Regions from separate parts of the Homo sapiens genome. Here region 1 is linked to region 2. A link is a loop called in an ENCODE intact Hi-C map of the cell type or tissue named here. Cell type or tissue: Caco-2. All regions are shown on one strand. Links, peaks and the distances in the headings refer to the core of each region. The heading gives the core; the rest is flanking DNA. Region 1 has its middle 14 kb from the start of FABP6. Region 2 overlaps C1QTNF2 (C1q and TNF related 2).

The links. Hi-C counts contacts between places; a loop is a spot of excess contacts. Peaks named below come from ENCODE experiments on the same cell type or tissue, not always from the same donor. Only the 100,000 strongest peaks of a DNase experiment are listed, where the experiment ranks them.
Region 1: it touches region 2 in a loop (15-fold over the local background); 17 of 110 quality-filtered maps call a loop at or near these places.

The regions. Positions count from the first base shown.
Region 1 is chr5:160,240,636-160,246,005 of GRCh38, reverse strand. No RefSeq gene overlaps it. Among named protein-coding and RNA genes, the nearest start is that of FABP6, 14 kb to the right of the region's middle. In Caco-2, for the core only: a CTCF peak has its summit at 2,699 (motif pointing left); DNase peaks (open chromatin) are centred at 719, 1,722 and 2,653.
Region 2 is chr5:160,343,155-160,348,524 of GRCh38, reverse strand. It overlaps C1QTNF2 (C1q and TNF related 2), which reads left to right. Exons shown (of 3, transcript NM_031908.6): 3 at 1-771. Among named protein-coding and RNA genes, the nearest start is that of C1QTNF2, 25 kb to the left of the region's middle. In Caco-2, for the core only: a CTCF peak has its summit at 3,012 (motif pointing right); a DNase peak (open chromatin) is centred at 3,004.

The sequences.
Region 1 (5,370 bases), core at 171-5,170, 100 kb after region 2:
CACTCCTGATTCATGGCCGGGGTTCTCAGAGCATGCTCACCAGCAGACACAGAACCGTAGCTCCTTGCACATCTGCCACCGGCTAACAAGATTTGCGGCTCCATCTGTCTGCTTCTAACATGCTTAGATCTGGGAGGGGCTCCCTGAGCTCCCAGCCCCATCTGTGAAGGTGAAGACCTGGGACCAGGCTTGGGGCCTCCCCAGAGCTTCCCCCAGGAGGGGACCTGCCTCAGTGCTGGCTCAGACCAGTTCCAGGCACCATCCAGCTTGTCAAGCAGCCCAAAGAGCTGCCCTCCTCCTTGCCAGCAACCAGCATCCTTGTATTTCTGAGGCAATCCCTGGCACCAGGTGCCTGGAAGAGAATCTTAGCAGCTCTCATGAACCAGGATCTGTTCCTCAGAGTAAACCCTTGTGAACCGAATTTCAGAAGAAGACACCAAAGCATTTGGTAGGTGTCTCAGGTCCAAATGCCCGCCAGGGCCAGGTAGGTACCGTAAGTGTGCAAATACAGCTGGATGACTGACAGTGCGAGGTGGTGGGGACTGTGTTGAGCTATAAAGCCAGTGTTTCCCTAAAGGATATGATGTCTACTCAGCTCCTACCTGGTATTATCTTTCTTTTTTTTTTTTCTTTTGTTTTTTTTTGAGACGGAGTCTTGCTCTGTCACCCAGGCTGGAATGCAGCGGCGCAATCTCGGCTCACTGCAAGCTCCGCCTCCTGGGTTCACGCCATTCTCCTGCCTTCGGCTCCCCAGCAGCTGGGACTACAGGCGCACGCTGCCACGCCCTGCTAATTTTTTTGTAATTTTAGTAGTGACAGGGTTTCACCTTGTTAGCCAGGATGGTCTCAATCTCCTGACCTCGTGATCCACCTGCCTCGGCTTCCCAAAGTGCTGGGATTACAGGCGTGAGCCACCGCACCCAGCCCCTACCTGGTATTATCTTTCAGAGATGTAAGCTCCATGTTTCCAGAGAAACTGGGAATCTGTGCTTTCTAGGAAATTATTTTTTTAAAAAATTTTTTAAATTAAATTTAAAACATTTTAACAAATAGGAAGCCAATAAAACATTTTAAGTTAGAGTGGAATCTAGGCTGGGTGCAGTGGCTCACGCCTGTAATCCCAGCACTTTGGGAGGCCGAGGCAGGTGGATCACCTGAGATCAGGAGTGCGAGACCAGCCTGGCCAACATGAAACCCTCTCTCTACTAAAAATACAAAAAATTAGCCAGGCATGGTGGCAGGCACCTGTAATCCCAGCTACTTGGGAGGCTGAGGCAGGATAATCACTTGAACCAGGGAGGCAGAGGTTGCAGTGAGTGGAGATGGCGCCACTGCACTCCAGCCTGGGTAATAAGAGTGAAACTCTGTCTAAAAAAAAAAAAAAAAAGAAGAAGTGCAATCTAGACAAGAATGCAGAGCCTGAGAGGTGAGAGGTCTGAGTGTGTCTGGTCTTGACGATAGCCATCACTCCATTCTGAACCTCTGTCTCCTCATTTTAAGGGGAAGGCTGCCAACCTAGTCTGTGGTTCAGGTGTATGGTAAGGAAGCCTGGAACACGTGGTATTATCATTCAGCAGTGAGTTCCACAAGGAACACTGGAAATAAGTGGACCCCCTCTTCTTTAGGGCTCAGGTGAGACAGCTGCACCTCCCCCCAACCCAGCTCCCACTTCAAAGGAAGAATTCAAGTGGCCAGGCTTCTGCTGGGCCAGCTCTGGCTGGTTCTAGGCCCCTGCCCTTATCAGAGACACACAGGCAGGACATCTGGGAAGTCAGGCCTTCTGCTGCTCCCAACTGTGTGGACTTAGGCAGGTCATTTCCCTTTTCTAGAGCTCAGTTTCTCCATCTGTAAATGAGAGGGTGGGACTGGAATGGTCTCCCAGGTCATACCTGGCAGGGGAGCACATCCCAGTGGCAGTCCATGGTCTTCTTACCTAGAGTCAGGTCCAGCAGGTCTGAGATGGGAGGTTTCCCAGGAGAGGCTCGTGCACAGCCAGGCTTGGACACTGCTCCCTGCTCTGAAGCCCTACCCTGTATGTGCCAGTTCTCACCAGTAGACGTTTCAAGAAGAGCCCTGGCCGGGCGCAGTGGCTCACGCCTGTAATCCCAGCACTTTGGGAGGCCAAGGCGGACGGATCACAAGGTCAGGAGATCAAGACCATCCTGGCTAACACGGTGAAACCCTGTCTGTACTAAAAATACAAAAAGTAAAATAAAATAAAAGCCGGGCGTGGTGGCGGGCACCTGTTGTCCCAGCTGGAGGCTGAGGCAGCAGAATGGCGTGAACCCGGGAGGCGGAGCTTGCAGTGAGCCGAGATTGTGCCACTGCACTCCAGCCTGGGCAACACAGCAAGACTCCGTCTCAAAAAAAAAAAAAAAAAAAAAAAGAAGAAGAAGAGCCCTTAATAGCTCCTTTGTACACGCTTACTATGTGGCAGGCCCTGTCTTTGGCACTTTCCTCATGCTCTTATCCTTACTCCTCTTTTGTCCTCACAACGCCACCATGAGCTAGTTGGATTATCACCATTGCCTAGATGACGATACTGAGGATTGTGGAGGCTGAAGATCTCGCCATGCCATGTCACCCTGGGTGACACACAGCCACACAAAGGCCCAATCACTCAAGATTTCACTGCTCCTTCCCCCCAAACACATCAGGTATCCAAGGAATGACAGGCAGGTGGCAGAGTGCCACCTAATGGTGATCTTCTTTCATTTATTTATTTATTTATTTATTTATTTATTTATTTATTTATTTATTTTAAGACATTGTCTGACTCTGTCCCCCAGGCTGGAGTGCAGTGGCACGATCTCAGCGCACTGCAACCTCTGCCTCCTGGGCTCAAACCATCCTCCCACCTCAGCCTCCCAAGTAGCTGGGACTAAAGATGCCCACCACCAAGCCCAGCTAAATTTTTTGCATGTTTTGTAGAGACAGGGTTTCACCATGTTGTCCAGGCTGGTCTCAAACTCCTGAGCTCAAGCGATCTGCCCACCTCAGTCTCCCAAAGTGCTTGGATTACAAGCATAAGCCACTGCGCCCGGCCCTAGTGGTGATCTTTAAAGATGCTATGAGTAGCTCCCAAGTTCACTAAAGGAGCTTGCCAGGAGGGAGGCAGGTGCCCTGGCACAGTGGGAAAGATGACTCCCAAATGTCAGGGTGAAGGTCATGGAGAGCCTGTGGTAAAGGGCACCTGAACCAGGTCTGTGGAATGGGGAGTCTTTCCAGCATCTTGCACAGTGCAGCAAATAATGAAGCCAATCTAACTTTCTGGGAGTCATGAGCATGGATAAATAAAAAAAAAATTTTGTTTTGAAACAGGATTTCACTCTGTCACCCAGGCAACAATGCAGTGGTGTAATGATGGCCGCTGCAGCCTCGACCTCCTCGGGCTCAGGTGATTGTCCCACCTCATCCTCCCAAGTAGCTGGGACTAAAGGCATGTGCTACCACGCCCGGCTAACTTTTGTATTTTTTGTAGAGATGGGGTTTCGCCATGTTGCCCAGGCTGGTCTTGAACTTCTGGCTCAATGGTCTGCCCGCCTTGGCCTCCCAAAGCAAGGATTTTTACCCTTTATCCTTGTAACTCCTCTGTGACCGAGGAAGGGAAGGTCTTACTAATTCATTTTACACATGACCAAGATGAGGCTCAGAGAGGTCCAGTGACTCACAAGTTAGTGACAGAGGCACTCCTAACCCTTTGATTGCATTGACCTGAGAGTGATGGTTGTGATGATGGAGGTGATGGTAGAAACTAACATTGAGTGACTTTGTAGCAAGTCCATTAGGTAAGTACAGTTGTTATTCCCATTTACAGGTGAGGAAACTGAGGCTCAGAGAAATGGATGAACTTACCCCAAGGTGACACAGCTTCTAGGTGATAAAGAAAAGATTCAAATCCTGGTAATGTGACTCCAAAACCAAAGCTCTATTTTTTTTTTTTTTTTTGAGATGGAGTCTCGTTCTGTCATCCAGGCTGGAGTGTGATGGCACATCTCGGCTCACTGCAGCCTCCACCTCCTGGGTTCAAGTGATTCTCCTGCCTCAGCCTCCCAAGTAGCTGAGATTACAGGCACGCGCTACCACACTTGGCTAATTTTTGTATTTTTAGTAGAGATGGGGTTTCACTGTGTTGGCCAGGCTGGTCTCTAACTCCTGACCTCAGGTGATCCACCTGCCTCACCCTCCCAAAGTGCTGGGATTACAGGTGTGAGCCACCGTGCCTGGCCCCAGAGCTCTTTTTTTTGAGACCGGGTCTCTCTCTGTCGCCCAGGCTGGAATGCAGTGGTGCAATCATGGCTCACTGCAGCCGTGACTTTCCCGGGCCCATTCTATCCTCCCACCACAGCCCCCCAAGTAGCTGGGACCACAGGCATGTGCCACCATGCCCAGCTAATGTTTTAATTTTTTTGTAGAGATGAAGTCTCCTTATGTTCTCGAACTCCTGGGCTCAAACGATCCTCCTGTCTCAGCCTCCCAAAGTGCTGGGATTACAGGTGTGAGCCACCACACCCAGCCCAGAGTCAAAGCTCTTAACCACCGGCTCTTCTGGCTGAGGAATCCTCCCTGCCAAGATGCCAGTGACATAGGTGCTTTTCTCCAGCTCACCTTACTCCATTTACCCACACTGAGAAACTGTAGCTCCATCAGTGAGTGAAGCCCACACCCGCATTACTACTCTCAGAGACTCACTCACTCTCTGCTGTGTGACTTTGGATGAATTTCTTTTCCTCTCTGAGCCTCAGTTTCCACGTCTGTGAAATACAGTGTTTAAACTAGTTGAGAGCTGAGGTCCTGCTTTTCCATAGTCTATGAATCTGTGAGTTTATAACAATACAGGCTTAAGAATTTCTCCCCTGGCTGGGGGCTGTGGCTTATGCCTGTAATCCCAACACTTTGAGAGGGCTAGACATGGGGATCACAAGGTCAGGAGATCAAGACCATCCTCACCAACATGGTGAAACCCCGTCTCTACTAAAAATACAAAAAATTAGCTGGGCGTGGTGGCGTGTGCCTGTACTCATGGGGCTGAGGCGGGAGAATCGCTTGAACCAGGGAGTCAGAGGTTGCAGTGACCCGAGATCACGTTACTGCACTCCAGCCTGGTGACAGAACAAGACTCTGTCTCAAAAAAAAAAAAAATATTTCTCCCCTGCCAGCAATTTGAATTTGTCCTTGAATCAATTATAGTGAAAATTCTCTCTTGTCTCTTCTGTCACTCCCTCCCTCCATCTCTCTCTCTCTCTCCTCTTCCTTCCTCTTTCTCTCTCTCCCCTTGTCTCAATTTTCAGCCTAATTATAGTTAACTCTGTTATTTAGAGACTTATTATCCAAGCTCATTATGAGTAATTATTCATTCTGGAGGGGAAA
Region 2 (5,370 bases), core at 139-5,138:
AAGGAAATAGAGCAACACAAAGGCCTCGAAAAGAGGTCTCCAGCAAAAGGCTCTGCAAGTGCAAAGACCTTGACAGGAAAGAGGGAGGGGCCAAGGTAAGAACTGAGAAGGGAGGCATGAGGCGTGAGGCTGGAAGATAATACAGAATGTCCCAGGCCATGGCAGAGCTCGTTCCATTCACGAAGGCTTATCAGAATACAAAGTGACACTGATAGGCGGATCATCTTGAATCTGCTCATTGCATGAGTCAAGTCGGCCACAGACTTGAGCGCTTTATTATTAGTTAATCTTTTGCAGGCCCGCTTCTCAATGAATGAGATACACCAGGATATGCACGTGCATCTGAGAACCGCTGCTCTGAGATGGCAGGAATGGATCCCACGCAAATGAATCGCACCCCAAGCACAGGTGTTGCCAGTATGCAGGGATCTGGGGGCTTAAGAAGCTGCAGTAAAAGTGCCAGGTGCTGGCGGGATGTGGTAGCTCATGCCTATAATCCCAGGACTTTGGGAAGCTGAGGTGGACGGATCATTTGAGGTCAGGAGTTCAAGACCAGCCTGACCAACATGGCAAAACATCGTCTAAAAAAATACAAAAATTAGACAGGCGTGGTGTTGGGTGCCTGTAATCCCAGCTACTGGGGAGGCTGAGGCGGGAGAATCGCTTGAACCCAGGAGGTGGAGGTTGCAGTTAGCTGAGATCCTGCCACTGCACTCCAGCCTGGGCAACAGAGTGAGACTATCTCAAAAAAAAACAAAAAAAAAAAAAAAACAAAAACAAAAACGCAGGTACTGAGAGACCCATGAAACGATTTGCTGGAGATAATTTTCAGTTGGAGCTGCAGCTCCCTAGCAGCTTTCTCTGGCTGCCCGCCTAGTGAGATCCTCAGGGACAAGGATAGCTGCACGGGATAGTTCCAGAAGGAGTGGCCATCTCCATAAATAAAATCGGGTTTATTTAAAATAACTCCATTGTCTCTGGGCCATAAATGGTTTGGGATTGGGGTGGGTCTGAAACATTCAGGAAAGGCTTTCTGGCCCAATCAGATTGACGTGTGGGTTGGGGTCCCCTGCAGCACCCCTGTGGGAAGGGGTCAGCTTTGGTCAGTGAACAGTTCTTTTTACCTTTTCTTTTTCTTACAAAAATAAATTTTAGGAGAGCCTTTCGCTTCTTCCTCTTCCTTCCCTCAGGGATATAGGCATTTGAAGGCATTTGACTTAACCCTTTGTAGCCCAGGTAATAAATCCAAACTCAGCAAGATGGGCTGGACCCCAGAGCTCTGTGGTTGCCACTTTTTGGCCCATATTGAACCGATGTCCCCTTGGCATCTACCAGGGACTCCTCAGGGAGAGTGTGGGAATGATGGGGGAAGACTCGTCACTCTTTTGTAGAGCGTGGGGCAGATGATAGCAGAGACCTTCCAGGGCCCAGGGCTGGGGTCTTGTCTTCCTTGGATGTGGTCTAGCGTTGCTCCAGATGGTGGGTTTGTGGCAGGTGGGGCAGAAGCAGATGATGCAGTTGAGGCGGGTCTCTGGTAGAGAGTGATGTCAAAGATGAGCACTCCTTTTATCCCCTGACTCTTCTGAGGATGGCTGCCTCCTTGGTGAGCCACTTGGAGGTCTCAGGCTGATCATGCGGGATGGTGGCCCAGATGAGGAAGGGGATCCAAGGCGGTGGCCTTCCCAGATGCACTGGGCCCCAGCCCTTCTTCCTAGCTTCGGCTGATTACTGTGGGCTTCAGCAACCAGGGCCTACCTGTAGGTCTCCACATTTGTAAGCACCACAGAACCCAGTGCATCTTTGTGCACTCAAATCGCCCTTGATCCAGGGGTATTTTCTCATTCAGAACACACTTTGAAAGGCGGCCATTCCCCTTCTGGAGAAAGCCTGGAGAATCTACAGTGCCCTTAATTACAGTGCAAAGAGCACTAGACACACAAGGCCCTCACAGGCCAGCGCAACCCTGGGTGGAGCCTCAGGGTTCAGCTGACAAATGATGAGGGTCTTACTCCCTATGTCTAGGGGGGCTTCGTGGGCTGACTTCTGCATCAGGACTATGATGAGGGTGGGGGAGCGAAATTGAGGCACTCACGTCATGCACAAAATGTAAGAGGGTGACAAAAACCACAGTAATCAATAGAAATATATATATTTTTGAGACAGAGTCTTGTTCTGTCACCGAGGCTGGAGTGCAGTGGCACGATCACAGCTCACTGCAGCCTCGACCTCCTGGGCTCAAGTGATCCTCCCACCTCAGCCTCCTGAGAAGCTGGAACTATAGACCTGTGCCACCACACACGGCTAATTTTTAAATTATTTGTAGAGACGGAGGTCTTGCTATGTTGCCCAGGCTGGTCTCAAACTCCTGGCCTCAAATGATCCTCCCACCTCAGCCTCCGCAAAGTGCTGGGATTACAGGTATGAGCTAGCGCACCTGGCAGAAATAATTTTTTTTAAGATGGAATCTTGCTCTGTCGCCCAGGCTAGAGTGCAGTGGCGCAATCTCAATTTACTGCAACCCGTGCCTCCCTGGTTCAAACGATTCTTGTGCCTCAGCCTCCCGAGTAGCTGAGATTACAGGCGCCCTACCAACACGGCTGGCTAGTTTATTTTTTTATTTTTTTATTTTTAGTAGAGACGGGGGTTTCACCATGTTGGCCAGGCTGGTCTCGAACTCCTGACCTCAAATGATCCACCCGCCTCAGCCTTCCAAAGTTTTGGGATTATAGGAGTGAGCCACCACCCCCGGCCAGAAATATTTTAATACAATATTTTAATAAATCAAAAATAACCCAAAAACTCTATGATAAACAAAATATCAGAATGTTAAGTAAAGATGAGATCTGACAGGGCCGGGATCAGGGCGAGGTAAGGGAGGGCGAGTCATGGAAGAGCAGCTGGATCCTGGTGTCCATCCGCAGCTCGGGAGCCCTTGGCAGCCAGGCCTCGCAGGTGAAAAGGCTTTTTTTCCCTCCTGCCTGTCATCTTCACTCAGGCCACTAGGGGGAGAACGTCGACTACACAAACCTCCCGGCCTGCGGCATGGAGGCTGGGAGATACACCCTGGTCTCAGGCTATTTTCTAGATTGCCTGCCAGAAAGCAGGTTGTTGTTCAGTCCATTGAAGGTCTCTTTCAATTCAGCAGACGTGTCCTGAGCACTCACTGAGGCAAGGCTGAAGAATGCACCCGGGGTCCCCAAACCAGGTGAGGAGTCAGATCTATCTGGCACCACAACCTCATTCAGCAGCCGAACCTCCTGCGGGGACAGCTTCCATGCGCTTTCATAAAAGCTCCTCAGCCGATTCTAACCCACAGCCGGCTTTGCCAAGCTCTGGGCCGGGCTGAGGGGAAAACTAACACAGGAAAGACTCGAGTTCTGCCCTTCAAGGGAGGACATTTTGTGTGCCTCCCTTGTCCCGGTGTCATTTCCACAGCTGTCCTCAGGCCGGGGTGGCACTGAGAATGGAGCACAGTGTGGGTTTGAAGGTCACCTCGCAGGCCCAGCTCCTCAACCACAGCATCTGAGGGTGCTCCCGAAGACCTCTGTGGCTTCCCAACACTTTTCTCTCCCTGCTCCAGAGACGGAGACCCAAAAAGAATTTCTCCGAAAGAGGCCGGGCACGGTGTCTCACGCCTGTAATCCCAGCACTTTGGGAGGCCGAGGTGAGTGGATCATTTGAGGTCAGGAGTTCGAGACCAGCCTGGCCAACATGATGAAACCCTGTCTCTACTAAAAATACAAAAAAAAAAAAAAAAAATTAGCCGGGCATGGTGACGGGTGCCTGTAATCCCAGCTACTCGGGAGGCTGAGGCACTAAAATTGTTTGAACCCAGGAGGCGGAGGTTATGGTGAACCAAGATTGTGCCACTGCACTCCAGCCTAGGCAACAGAGTGAGACTCCGTTTCAAAAAAAAAAAAAAGAATTTCTCAGAAAGAGCCCAAAGATGGCTCTGGAAAATGGTGGGGTTTGTTTTTTTATTTTTTATTTTTTAAACATTCTCCATCTACTTTATACTTTTGCCTCAGATTGGCCCTGACTTAAAAACAATAATGAAGAGTTCAACCTCATCACAGGTGTTTATTTTTGCTGATGCCGTTGCAAACTTCCGACAGTCATTTATCTCCACCCCAAGTGGGTTTCAAGCTGATGCTGACAGCGGTCCGAAATGGCTTCCTCGTGTGAAATGTCCATATTCTATTTGGGGCTCTCTTATCCCATAAAACACACTTAATGTGTGAGCTTCAAGACATGGAGATCAAGGGCCTCAGAGGTGAAAGGCTAACGGGGCATTAATCCTCAACCTCCTCAGTTTCCTGTCACTTGGCAGAACTAGATGGGCAAATCACTTTTGAAAAGCTCCTCATTCCCTGATGTTGAGTCTGGTTCTAGGCATCCTACAACCTGAAACCGAGGAGGGTGTGGAGGGTCTAGAAGTGCCACCTGCCGTAGGAGTGTTGGCTGTTCAACCTTGAGGAGAGAAGACTGGGAGTCCTGGTGAGACTGTCAGGGAGTAGCACTGGTGGAGTAACAGCAGAGCTGAAGGGCAAGTGGGAGTTGGCAAGGGAAGCTGGATGGAGAGGGCTTTCCAGGGAGGGGCATGGCAGGCAAAGGCCCCGTGGTGGGGCAGGGCATGACACAGGAGAGGAATCAAAGAAGCCCCTCCCCAGGTCATGGGGGCAAAGTGTGCAAGGGGAGAAGATGAGGGGGCAGAGCCCAGACCTTGAAGGCTGATAGGTCAAACTAAAGATGGCTATCTTGACCATGAGAATAACAGGAAACCACAGAATGATTTTAAGGGGGCAAGTGACATAAGCAGACTTGGGTTTTGAGAAGACCACTCTTGCAGCTATAGGAGAAACATTTCAACTTACCCTATAGAAGAGCTTTCATTTTGTTTGTTGGTTGGTTTGTTTGTTTTGAGATAGAGTCTTGTTCTGTCGCCCAGGCTGGAGTGCAGTGGTGCCATCTTGGCTCACTGCAACCTCTGCCTCCAGGGTTCAAGCGATTCTTCTGCCTTAGCCTCCTGAGTAGCTGGAATTACAGGCACCCGCCACTACACCTGGTGAATTTTTGTATTTTTAGTAGAGATGGGGTTTCACCATGTTGGCCAGGCTGGTCTCGAACTCCTGACCTCAGGTAATCCACCCACCTGGGCCTCCCACAGTGCTGGGATTACAGGTATGATCCACGTCGCTCGGCCCAGAAGAGCTTTCTAATAGAATGCTAGACCTTGGGAAAGTAATAACAATAAAAACTAACATTTACTGAGTTCTTACTAGGAATGAAACACTGTGTGCTTTTCATGGATTAATACGTTTGGCCTTGAGAACAACATGTAAGGTAGGTGTATTACGATGATCCACTTTC